2 separate regions of the Homo sapiens genome follow, and region 2 is linked to region 1. A link is an interaction called in ENCODE POLR2A ChIA-PET data of the cell type or tissue named here. Cell type or tissue: PC-3. All regions are shown on one strand. Links, peaks and the distances in the headings refer to the core of each region. The heading gives the core; the rest is flanking DNA.

The links. ChIA-PET counts read pairs that join two places held together with the same protein. Peaks named below come from ENCODE experiments on the same cell type or tissue, not always from the same donor. Only the 100,000 strongest peaks of a DNase experiment are listed, where the experiment ranks them.
Region 2: POLR2A ChIA-PET joins it to region 1 with 5 read pairs; 1 of 35 experiments calls an interaction of 5 or more read pairs at or near these places.

What each region holds. Positions count from the first base shown.
Region 1 is chr3:170,462,953-170,468,337 of GRCh38, forward strand. It overlaps SLC7A14 (solute carrier family 7 member 14), which reads right to left. Exons shown (of 8, transcript NM_020949.3): 8 at 1-4,425. The coding sequence ends at 4,103. SLC7A14-AS1 (SLC7A14 antisense RNA 1) reads left to right here and starts at 4,333. Exons shown (of 6, transcript NR_135556.1): 1 at 4,333-4,444. In PC-3, for the core only: no CTCF peak of the experiment used is centred there; a DNase peak (open chromatin) is centred at 3,219.
Region 2 is chr3:170,570,641-170,576,025 of GRCh38, forward strand. All of the region lies in intron 1 of SLC7A14 (solute carrier family 7 member 14), which reads right to left. All of the region lies in intron 2 of SLC7A14-AS1 (SLC7A14 antisense RNA 1), which reads left to right. Among named protein-coding and RNA genes, the nearest start is that of SLC7A14, 13 kb to the right of the region's middle. In PC-3, for the core only: no CTCF peak of the experiment used is centred there; a DNase peak (open chromatin) is centred at 2,421; H3K4me3 peaks cover 384 bases; H3K27ac peaks cover 578 bases.

The DNA of each region.
Region 1 (5,385 bases), core at 139-5,138:
CTTTAATTTGTTAAATCAATTTGGAGTGTATATGTGGCTTGTTAGTTCCTTGCATAGGTAAGGAAGCCACCGTCTCAGCTTTCTTAAAGTTCAGCCTTCCTGGATTCACACTTTCGTCAGTTCCCCAATTATTTCCCACTCTCTCACCCGAGGAAAGCCAGTCAGCTCAGTGTGACATTCAAGTCTCTCTGTGAGTGATCCCTCACCTGCCTTCCTAGCATTATTTCTTATTGTTGCATGTATAAGTCATGCATAAATCATGTGCTCCAGGCAAACTAGCTCCTTGCTTTCTCTTAATGGAGGCACAGCACAAATTCTTAGCCAGAGGACCACAAACTAGTAGACCTTATTCATGCCGATCCTTTGCTTGGCATGCCTTTCTCTCATTTCTACTTGATAAAATTCTACCCACTTCACAAGTTCCAACACAAGTGTGACATTCTTTATGACCTTTCCAGAGGAAGAAGGCCTTCTTCATATTTGACCCCCCACAGCACATTACAAGTCCGTCATCTCACCTGACACATTCACTATTGTTCTTTATTTATATATCCCATTTCCCCTATTTGATTTTCCTTTTTAAGAGACAGGGTATTCTTCTGTTACCCAGGCTGGAGTACAGTGGTGTGATCATAGCTCACTGCAGCCTTGAACTCCTGGGCTCAAGTGATCCTCCTCCCTCAGTCTCTCAACTATCTGGGATCATAGGCACATGCCACCACACCAAGCTCTATTTCCTCTACTTCTTAAGAGCTGGATTTTTATCTGACTTACGATATCAATATCTGCCATAGTACATAATAGGCACTCCACAAGTAATTGTTGAATAAATATTTCATTTTCCTCCAATTCATTCATTCTGTCAATCATCAGGTATTTCTTGAATACACACTATATGCCAGGCACATGTAGCTAGCAAAATCTAGGTTTGAAGCTTACCTGTGGATTTTAATGATCTATGCTATTTCAAACCTCTACCTGCATGGGGAAAGATTTGTTCTTATCATGCAGAAGTACTTCTTCTTGTCATTACCACTAATTCTATTATTTTTCATGGTGTCACTCATTGGCAAATTTAGTAAAGCATGTCAGGGTTCTGCATTTATGTACTAAATATACGTCTAGTTTTGTCTTATCCTTTCTGTTTCTATTTTTGTTTGCTCTGAGTTCCTCACTTAATTTTTGTTTTGTATTATATATATTTTAGTAGCTGCCTCAAATCCTTTTGAAATGAAGCAGAGTACCAATAAATAAGTAGAATAAAATCTGAAGAAAATCAAGTAATTGGCTCCAAACCACAAATCCACACAATGAAATCTCACTCGGAGAGCTTTTGCTATTCAGAATTCAATAAAATGTAGGTCTTCCTTGGACTCCCTTCAAGGGGCAAAGTTTCTAAGATAATTATAAGGTGATCTTACTTTTAATGTGATCCCACACATACATCGTTTAGAAACCTGTTAAGAAAATAGTAATATTGTCATTGTAGTGATTGATGGTATTTGAAAACTGCATTGTAAAATCTGGGACTGTTCACAGAAGCAGGTAAACCTGAGGACAAACATGTCTATGTACCTGAAAATACTTTTTCTATCTTAGTGATTTTTTTTTTAAAACTAAGGTTGCTAGGGAGGTGATTTATCAACTTTAGAAAAATAAAGGGAGCTAAGCTTAAAATATACTAATATACTATGTGGGAAAAATGGCTCCTGAAATGAGAGTGCTTAATAGAATCTGCATGAAGTCAACAGCAATGGTGTTAACCAAAGCATACATTTTCCATTCCCATCCTATAGAAATTGCATTCATCTGCCACCAGGCTATTGTTACTTTAATACTTAAACCTCACTAGTAAAAGGAAGCTCTTTCACCCACGTTAAGATTTTGCCATTTTGCACTCCTATTTCTCTATTCTCATGCTTAATGAATACAACCCCTCCTCATCTATCTAGATATGTATCAAGCTTAACAGATTCTATTTACACCAGGCAGATTTGTTGAGTCCTATAGCCAATTCAAAACTTTGTTTTCAAAAGATGACTGATAATTAGTTTATAATTAATTCCTAATGCTGTATTTCACAGAGTAGGCACTGTATCTTTATGGTTAACTCTAGGGAAGAGAAAACATAGCATTGTCAAGCATGATATTAAAATGACAAAATGACCTCAGGAAACCAGAGTTCTAAACAATGACTACAGAAGAATAAAAAATATCTAGAAAATTGCAGTTATTTTAGTTTAATGGTATACATTGGCTATGATTACGATATGTAATTTATTTAAAGCATATTTTTTAAAAACTAGTTTCAATTCATCTTTATATGTATGTTAAAACCCAGTGCATCAGCCTGGAGACTTGTCAAGTTTGTTGTTTTATCTGCATTTACCAGGCTCCAGTGCTGCTCATCCATGGACTGTAGCCCCCAAGGGCAAGTGCCATGCTTCTATTCATTCCTGTCACTTAGCATTGGGTCTATTCTCAACCAGTGTTAGTTGAATGAAAAAATGGACTTTTACCTCCTTGCCATAATCCTAAAGCATGCCAAGATGGCATGAGCCTCAGCCTTTCAGAAAGAACAGACTTGAGTGCTAGCGAATATGTTCTGGAAAACGTTTGGCATACTGATACATCCAGGAGAGAAAGGACAAGGAATTTCTTCTTTTGTCCCTCTTTCAGGAAATCCTCACAGAGATTTTATTAATAGCTTGATTAATTTTAATAGCTTGGTTAATTCTATGATAGCTTGATTCAAATTGTGCCTTCACATACATTTGTACGTATCTCAGTGCAGCCACAGGAATTCTTGTAACCCAAGAGTAGAATTTATATTGTAGCCCATGTGTGTTTTTTTCCTTTGCAAATTCTCTCATCTATTCTATTTCTGAGAAAATTCTTTTAATAGCCCCTTTTATGGCCCAAATTTACATCTTACCAGGTAGATATTTCTCTGGGCTTCAGTGAAACTACTCTGGGAAATAACAGGAAAAAAAAATACACCTCTGAAAGTGAGCTAGCCCCAAGGAATAAGGTTCAGAAGTGAAATGTGATCTCATGGAATGCAACTACCTAAGTCGCTATACTTCAGCCTATTTTGTTTTCAGAGTAGCACACACCAATCAAGTGGTTGCCTATCTCAAAAACTTTAGAATTTATAATTTTAGAAATATGAAAGAGAATTTGCAATGTGATCTCAGTGGCTGGCTCACTTCTCCTTGTAAAAATTTTTATCTGATTATAAAACAAACAACCTACTTTTTCAAGGCATATCAGTGCCATGAAATCATGCTCCACCTTTGCCCGCTTTCATCATATCACCAGGAGCTGCAGTCTGATATAAGAGAGGCCATGACAGAGAGTTAATTTCTGCCAATGCCCTTCTGGCTTTTACCGCAAGATATGGTTATTTAATTTTCTTCTGGGCATTTACATAGAGCTTTGATGGTGCTTCTTACCATATCACTGGGTCTGCCTGACTGCTTTATGGTGAATCTGAAACCATTGGGAAAATGGTCCAGAGTCCCTGAACTTTGCTGGATCCTAAAATTATAGTTTGGAAGCTGTGAGAATGTTGGTGAATAAAAAGAAGCATGTGTCTTTTCCATGAATTAATTTTGGGTGAGATTGCAGGATAAAATGATGCTTGCTCAGGAAGTGCCAATGCCCATCTACCCACCCTGACCTCGGGGAGCAGCACTCAGCCTGACATGCCAAGAACAGAGCTTTGTCCCCATGTCTCAGGTGACTGAAATTCTGCCTTCTGCCCAGAGCCCCTGCTTGGGCTTCAACCAGCAAAGCAAAGGCCTAGGAAACATTTGGTACCATCAGCTCTGGTGGTTGCACCTAAGATGGAATTTCATATAGCCTCTTGTTTATTTATTTATTTTATTTAACAAGGCGACCAGTTAGGGGACCCAGGTTAAGCCCTTCAACAGAACTATCCTGAAGAGCAAAAGTAGCAAATGACAGGCTATGACTAGGGATTGAATTTGGGGAAGGCTGGATTTGTGAAATGAGAGCCAAAAAAGTTTTCACCTTCTAGCCCACAGGTTAAGTTACTGAAAATCAGTCATCACCATTTCTACCCACTTGTGTGTTTCTCCTACTCTGGAGAGTAATCTAACTCATCATTTGCAATCAGGGCCTCTGAGTTCTGTTTGTGTTTGCTTTTGCTCTTCGCTTTGCTACTTGTCCGGCCGTTTGCCTTCGCATCTGACATCTGTTGGTAATAGAAGCCTTTGTCTTCAGTGGGCCCGCCCCAGTCCTCCTGGCTCTCGCCCTCTGTGGCGTAGGAGAAACCCTCCTCCACTGAGAAGGGGTCATCCACGTCGTAGCGTTGGTACGTGCTTTGGTGCAGGGCCTCTTCTCGAGCGCTGATTTCCAGGGTGCTGTTCCAGATGCCATATCCAAAATAAATGAGCAGACCTGTGGGGCGAGGGGAAAGGTACAGGTGAATAAGCAATTGCTTTGGGATCCTGGGACTAGCAGAGAGATCACCTTCAGTGATGAAATCAAAGCTGGCGGGGTGGGGGGCGGTGGGGGCGGGGATGTATTTTCTTTGCTTTATGTGGTGTTTTGAAAATACTTGAATTAGATGCCTTTTAAAAATTGGGAGATCTTGCGTTAAGTAACCCATATTTACAGATTTTCCTAGAAAAGTCAAAAGGTCTGACAACACTGCATCCACATTTCTACATGGTGATTTTTGGCTGGTGTTGAGAACTGGCTGCCTCTTTAGACAGGATACAGGGTCTCTAGGTTACCTCAGTCCCCACCTCCCATGCTGACGTCGGGCTCATTACACTCATATAGCTGCCAGCCAGGAATTTGCATTTTCTACCCTGGGTGAACTATTTATGGATCAGCAACAGTTTATTCCCAACGTTCTTATAAGATTTGATTATTCTCTGCCTCCAGTTAGGGACTCTATCTCATGTTTCACCTCTTAGCAGCATGCATATATTATCCTGTGATTTACCTTGACATTTTACACTCACTAAAGGCGTGATATATCATGGCCACTCCAAGCTGCCTGCTTTCTTCTGTGTGCTCTCAGAGTGTCTAGTGCATGCTACTATTATGTCCCTTAGAACATCTGTTGTGTGATTATCTGCACAGGGTCGTAGACTCTGCAGAAAATTGGCACTTAATGTTTGTTGAATGAATGGGTGAGAACTCCTGATAAGCGTGAAATGTCCAGTGCAACCTCTGTGTTGATGTCATCCCAATCAAAGGAAAGAAACTTGCCCCCCTCGTTAATATGTAGCATTCATATATGCTAATGTTTCATTTCTATGATTTAAAAAACATGCATAAAAGTCATTTATGAGTACCCATTTTCTTTTTCTTTTCTTTTTTTTTTTGAGACAGGGTCTCACTCTGTTG
Region 2 (5,385 bases), core at 289-5,288, 110 kb after region 1:
ACTATTTATTTACATGTACTTCTCACTCCGAAGCCCGGACACTGGTAAAGTATTTCATTGTGGGGAATGAGATGCATTTTCACTTTGTACTGCTCAGCAGATGCCCCTATGCCTTCTATCCTAACTTTCCCAAGGATAAAAAGTATCTAAAAATTAATGTCATTTCTTTTCTCTTTTTCCCATACTTTTTTTCCAAACCACCCCCCACCCACCCCAATAGCTTTAGGAGTACAAGTGGTTTTGGTTACATGGATAAATTGTGTAGTGGTGAGGTCTGGGCTTTTAGTGCACCCATCACCCAAATAGTGTGCATTGTACCCAACAGGTGATTTTTTTGTTCCTCACCCCTTCTTTTATTGTTGACTTAATTTTCTTTTTCATTCTCTCACTCAACATTTCCTTAATATACTCCAGTCCATCATCCAGATTAAACTTTAGAACTCTCTTAAACTAAACAAAATGGCCTTTCAAATTACTTGCCTTCCTTTCAAAACCCCCATTCTGCTTTACTTAATAAATATCCCTTCTGCCATCAGTTCTCCCATTACAGCTTATTAGTCTTCCTGTACTATGCTCTTGCTTTGGGGTAATCAAACAATCTGAGCCTTCACTGAAAGAAATGAGTTCCTGGCACATGTAGATACATCTTGAACTTCTAGAATATTAATTTAAGTCTAGAGATGTAGTGTGTATTGCTGACAGTTTAGGGCAAATCTGTCTTTCACAAACCACTCACAGGAGCCTTGAGGATCTAGGCCTTTGTTTTTGTAAGCAGTAAGTTATATTATGTTGGTCATTAGGGCCTGTAATTTTGTTTCCTTGACAGTTACGTGAGACTAATTCAAGTCACTTCACTGATGAAGAAAACTAAAACCAAAACAATAAATCTTGAACATAATCTTCCACATACCTGAGGCAATTGGGACTTCATATTGTTTTTATTTTAGCAACAATATTGTTTAGCAACATTACTCAAGAAAATGGTTCCTATCTTTATTAATGCTTCCTAGTCTGTTTTTCTCCCATTATAGCTTCAGTTTTTAGTATGTTTGTTGAATGAATTAATGAATAACTAAATGAATAAAAAGCTATTATTTCTTTCTTAGATGTAGTGACAGTCCTAGAAAAAGTAAGACTTGGCCAGGCACGTTGGCTCATGCCTGTAATCCCAGCACTTTGGGAGGCCAAGGCAGGCAGATCACAAGGTCATGGGCTTGAGACCAGCCTGGCCAATATGGTGAAACCCCATCTCTACTAAAAATACAAAAAAACTAGCTGGGCATGGTGGTGCACGCCTGTAGTCCCAACTACTCAGGAGGCTGAGGCAGGAGAATCACTTGAGCCCAGGAAATGGAGGTTGCAGAGAGCCAAGACTGTGCCACTGCACTTCAGCCTGGGCAATAGAGGGAGACTCTGTCTCAAAAAAAAAAAAAAAAAAAAAGAAAGAAAGAAAGAAAAAGTAAGACTTGTCCAAAGTCCCATACCAAATCTGTGAACTCCTGGGCCTAATTCTCTGCTAAGGCAATGAAGATAGACCTGCAAAGTCATTCTTATTATCCATGCACTTGTATAAGATCCATTAGGATTGATCAGCTTCTGAGAGAATTTTTAAATTGCAGATGGACTGTATAGATGGTGAGGATCATGGTGTCAGATGGCATGGTCTTTGAATCTTGACTCTAACCTTCACTGGCTGTGAGAACTTGGGCCAGTCATTCAAATTTTATAATCCTCATCTGTAAAATGAGGATATTAATATCTACTTTATATGATTAAATGAGTAAATGTGATTGCTACTATTATTATAAGTATTATGATATAGCTGTCAAATTATTCTTGACTTTAAGAAGAGCACTCAATAAGTTGCTATATTGGAATCATATGTGTAAAGAGATGATAGTACTCAAATGACAAGTTTTCTCTAGATTCTTAATGTGCTGTAATGGGATCAGAGTGTTTATTTATAACTGTAGGTTGAAATAGACTTGGGGGCAGAAAGGAAGAACAGAGGCTATTCACTAAGAGTATTGAAACAGGGAATTCTTGTTTTTGTTTTGATAGTTAAATTCTCTACTGGCATATTTCTGTTGTCTATATTAGGAATTTATTTCTGGCACGACAGTCTCTACTCATTCAGATATTTTCTTCCTCTGCATTGTGATGCTGGAATAGAAAGTGTGTCAAAAGTCTTTGTGACTAGGACAGACTCTAAAATGAATCCCAAACTGTCTGTGTAGTTTGTTCCTACTCAGAATCAGGATAACCAGTCAGCTCAAGGGGAAAATAAAAATATTCAAAATGGTTGTTTGGCCTCTTTTAGAGGTAGCAATGTTGCGTGATTTTTAAAAAAAACCTCTTGGGAGTCTATTCCTTCAGCATTTTGTAGATGAGTCATAGTCGCCACATGACTGTTTTCTGTAGTGAGAGTGACTAACAGATTCAGTTTCAAATGTCAGGGTCCACACATGGAGATTACTGACAAGGATAAACCAGACTCAGGTGCACTCAGAGCAAGGCCAGATCATAGTGCCCTCTGAAATGACACAAACAGAATTAGCACAAAATACAAGAGATGTGTCCCTTACAGAAATAACCCAACCACTTGGATGGTTTATTTATTATTGATGGTTAATCAGTGGCATCTACCAGAACTCTCCAAAGGAGACCAACAAAAGATTGTCACTAATATGAGATTCAAGTGCCATGCCACCTGAGACCATGATTCTCACCATCTGTACAGTTCATCCACAATTAAACAACTTTCTCAGAAGCAGACTAATCGTAATGGATCTTATACAAGTACGTGAATAATGATAATGATTTTGCTGATCTATCTTCATTGCCTTAGCAGAGAATTAGGCCCAGGAGTTCAAAGATTTGGTAAGGGGCTTTGGACAAGATGTCACTGACACAAGTAAGATAGGCTATGAGTTGAGTATTATAACATGCCTAGAATAATACCCTAAGGAAGATGGGGGCTGCATAAAGACTAGATAAAGTCTCCATCTTTTCCCAAAATAATTTGCCAGTTTCTTCACCACTAGCGAAACAGAGAGAACAAGACCCTGTTTTTGAAGGACACAACTATTCTGGTAACCTGAAAAGTGTTCTTGGGTGGAGTTTGGAAGAGTTCTCTTGTCTCTGTTGCAGCCTGAATGGCACATTTCACAAGACTGTCTGTCCCACTCCATTAATCCTGACACTGTGCCCACAGGTTATCTTTGACCACTCATTTGGTTTTCTCATGGTCCTGCTATTAGGAAGGAAATAGCCTGGGCCACACTTAGAAGCATCTTCTATTGTATGTGGCTATATTGGCATCTAGCTAACAAATCAGTCTCTTGGGACCTGGGGAGCATGGCTAGATTCTTCAGAGCTGGATCACTCTTGATAAAACTGATAAAATTAAGCTTCTGTACCTAATTAGCCTGATCAGCCTGTGAGACAATTGTGACCCTACAAAGCCCTACCTGAGAAGCTAGTTCTGGGGTTTCTTTCCTCTCTTACTTGCTTCTCTTTTCAATATAATCTTTACTGAAATACCATCTGGTTTTGTCTTAAAACGATTCCTGAGAAGTTATGTATAAATGGAAAATTTTAGTTCAATTGATTTAAAAAAGTCTTTTATCAATGTGATCTTTGTCTACAGTAATGAAATGCATCATGGTGATCAATCCAGGCAAAATACCCTGCCCCTGAAGCAGAAGTGGTTTGGCAGTTGTCTTTTTTCACTTTCTTGGCCACTCCCAATCTTGCTTAAATCCATCTAATTGCCCAATTGCCTGGTCTCTGGGATTATGAATCTAATATCCTGCCACTTACAGTAAACTCTGGGTGAGCTTTGCCTTATTCTCAAATGATGGGAGCCATGGACTCTGCCCTTTTTCTTCCTGAGCACACTGTTTCCTATGGTGATCACTACCTGAGTGGTGGCATTGATCATAAATATCCTAGACCAGAAAGTATGTCAAACTCTTCCCTAACCAGCTTCTTAATGTGATAGATGGGCCAATACAGCATGAAGGATAACAAGTTGTGGGAATTCTAGAAAAGGTCCTGGAATGAACCTCAGAGCACATGCAATCAGTCATTTCTATCCATCCTGTGGGGTTGTGCAAGGAGTGAGGGAGCCTGAGAGTGGGAAATGCCATGTTATTTATCCTTGGGAAATAGCAGTATAGTGTGAAGGGCAAAGCCCTGGACTGGGAGTCAGGGAATCTAGTCACCGTACTGCTTTTAACTGAGCAAACCTGGGCAAGTGGCTTCACCTCTCTGGGTCTCAGTTTCTATTCTCATCAACTGAATGGATTAGCTTAGGTGATTTCTATTAAATGCTTATTGAATGAAGGGTGGAGGAAAAGTGGTTAGAGAGAAAGGGAAGTAAGAAGTAACTGATTTTAGAAACCTAAATATACAGAGACTAGATTAATTTGGCTATAAGGTGAAATTTAAGACCATAAGCCTGGATAAATTATTAGGAGCATGTAGATGAGGGAAAAATTCAACCCTGTTACAAAGAGGGCTGAAACTCTGGAGTCTGAAATCCTATCTCTTATGTGCTCTGTGTGCAGGCAGCTTCATCTTTCTGAAGCCTCCCTCATCTAGAAAATAGAGAGACTGTGATAATTTATATGCAAGCATGAACAGCATATTATTTACAGAACCACCAGAGATTAAGATGCCTTCTGTTCAGGCTGTGACTCCATAATCTCTGGCAGTTTGAAATGAGGAGGCAGGGGAGGATGTGTGTGGCAGGCAAAGGATGTCATGCTCATGTGTTAGTGTACTGTCTGTCTGTGTTTCTGAAGAGAATGCTGTATGTAGAAGGAGCTCAGAATGTAGAAGCAGGGTCTTATCTATCACCTGCTTGTAATTAAGGAACAATGGTATAGCTTCATAGTGAACAATGGAAAACTTGAGCTTCATGAATATTTAGTAGTCACTTTGTGTGTTACATTGGGTTATGCTCAATTGATGGCTAAAATTCCCAAAGGCAGCACAGAGCAGGACAAAATGCTATGAACTGAGAGGAGGGACTAGGTTCTAGCTCTTATACTGCCACAAATTTACTAGCTGACTTTGGGCAAGTCACTCAATATCTCTGGGTTTTAACTACTTCAACTGTAATACATAGGGAAAAGAGCATGGTAGGGTGATTTCTGAGATTTCTTCTAGTTACAAGATTGGACTCCATGAGCCCTGAATTCAAATGATATTCCTAAGATACTCATAAAATCCCTGTTCAAAGGATAAGCCCCTGGCTGAATAAATACATCCACCTATCTGTATTCAAGTTTCTTCAGTCCTTCCAGTATGACCTCCCACCAGCCAGATAAGGTCAGCCTGCACTTGTATCATTTCTGTTCACACCTTCAGCATTTGCTT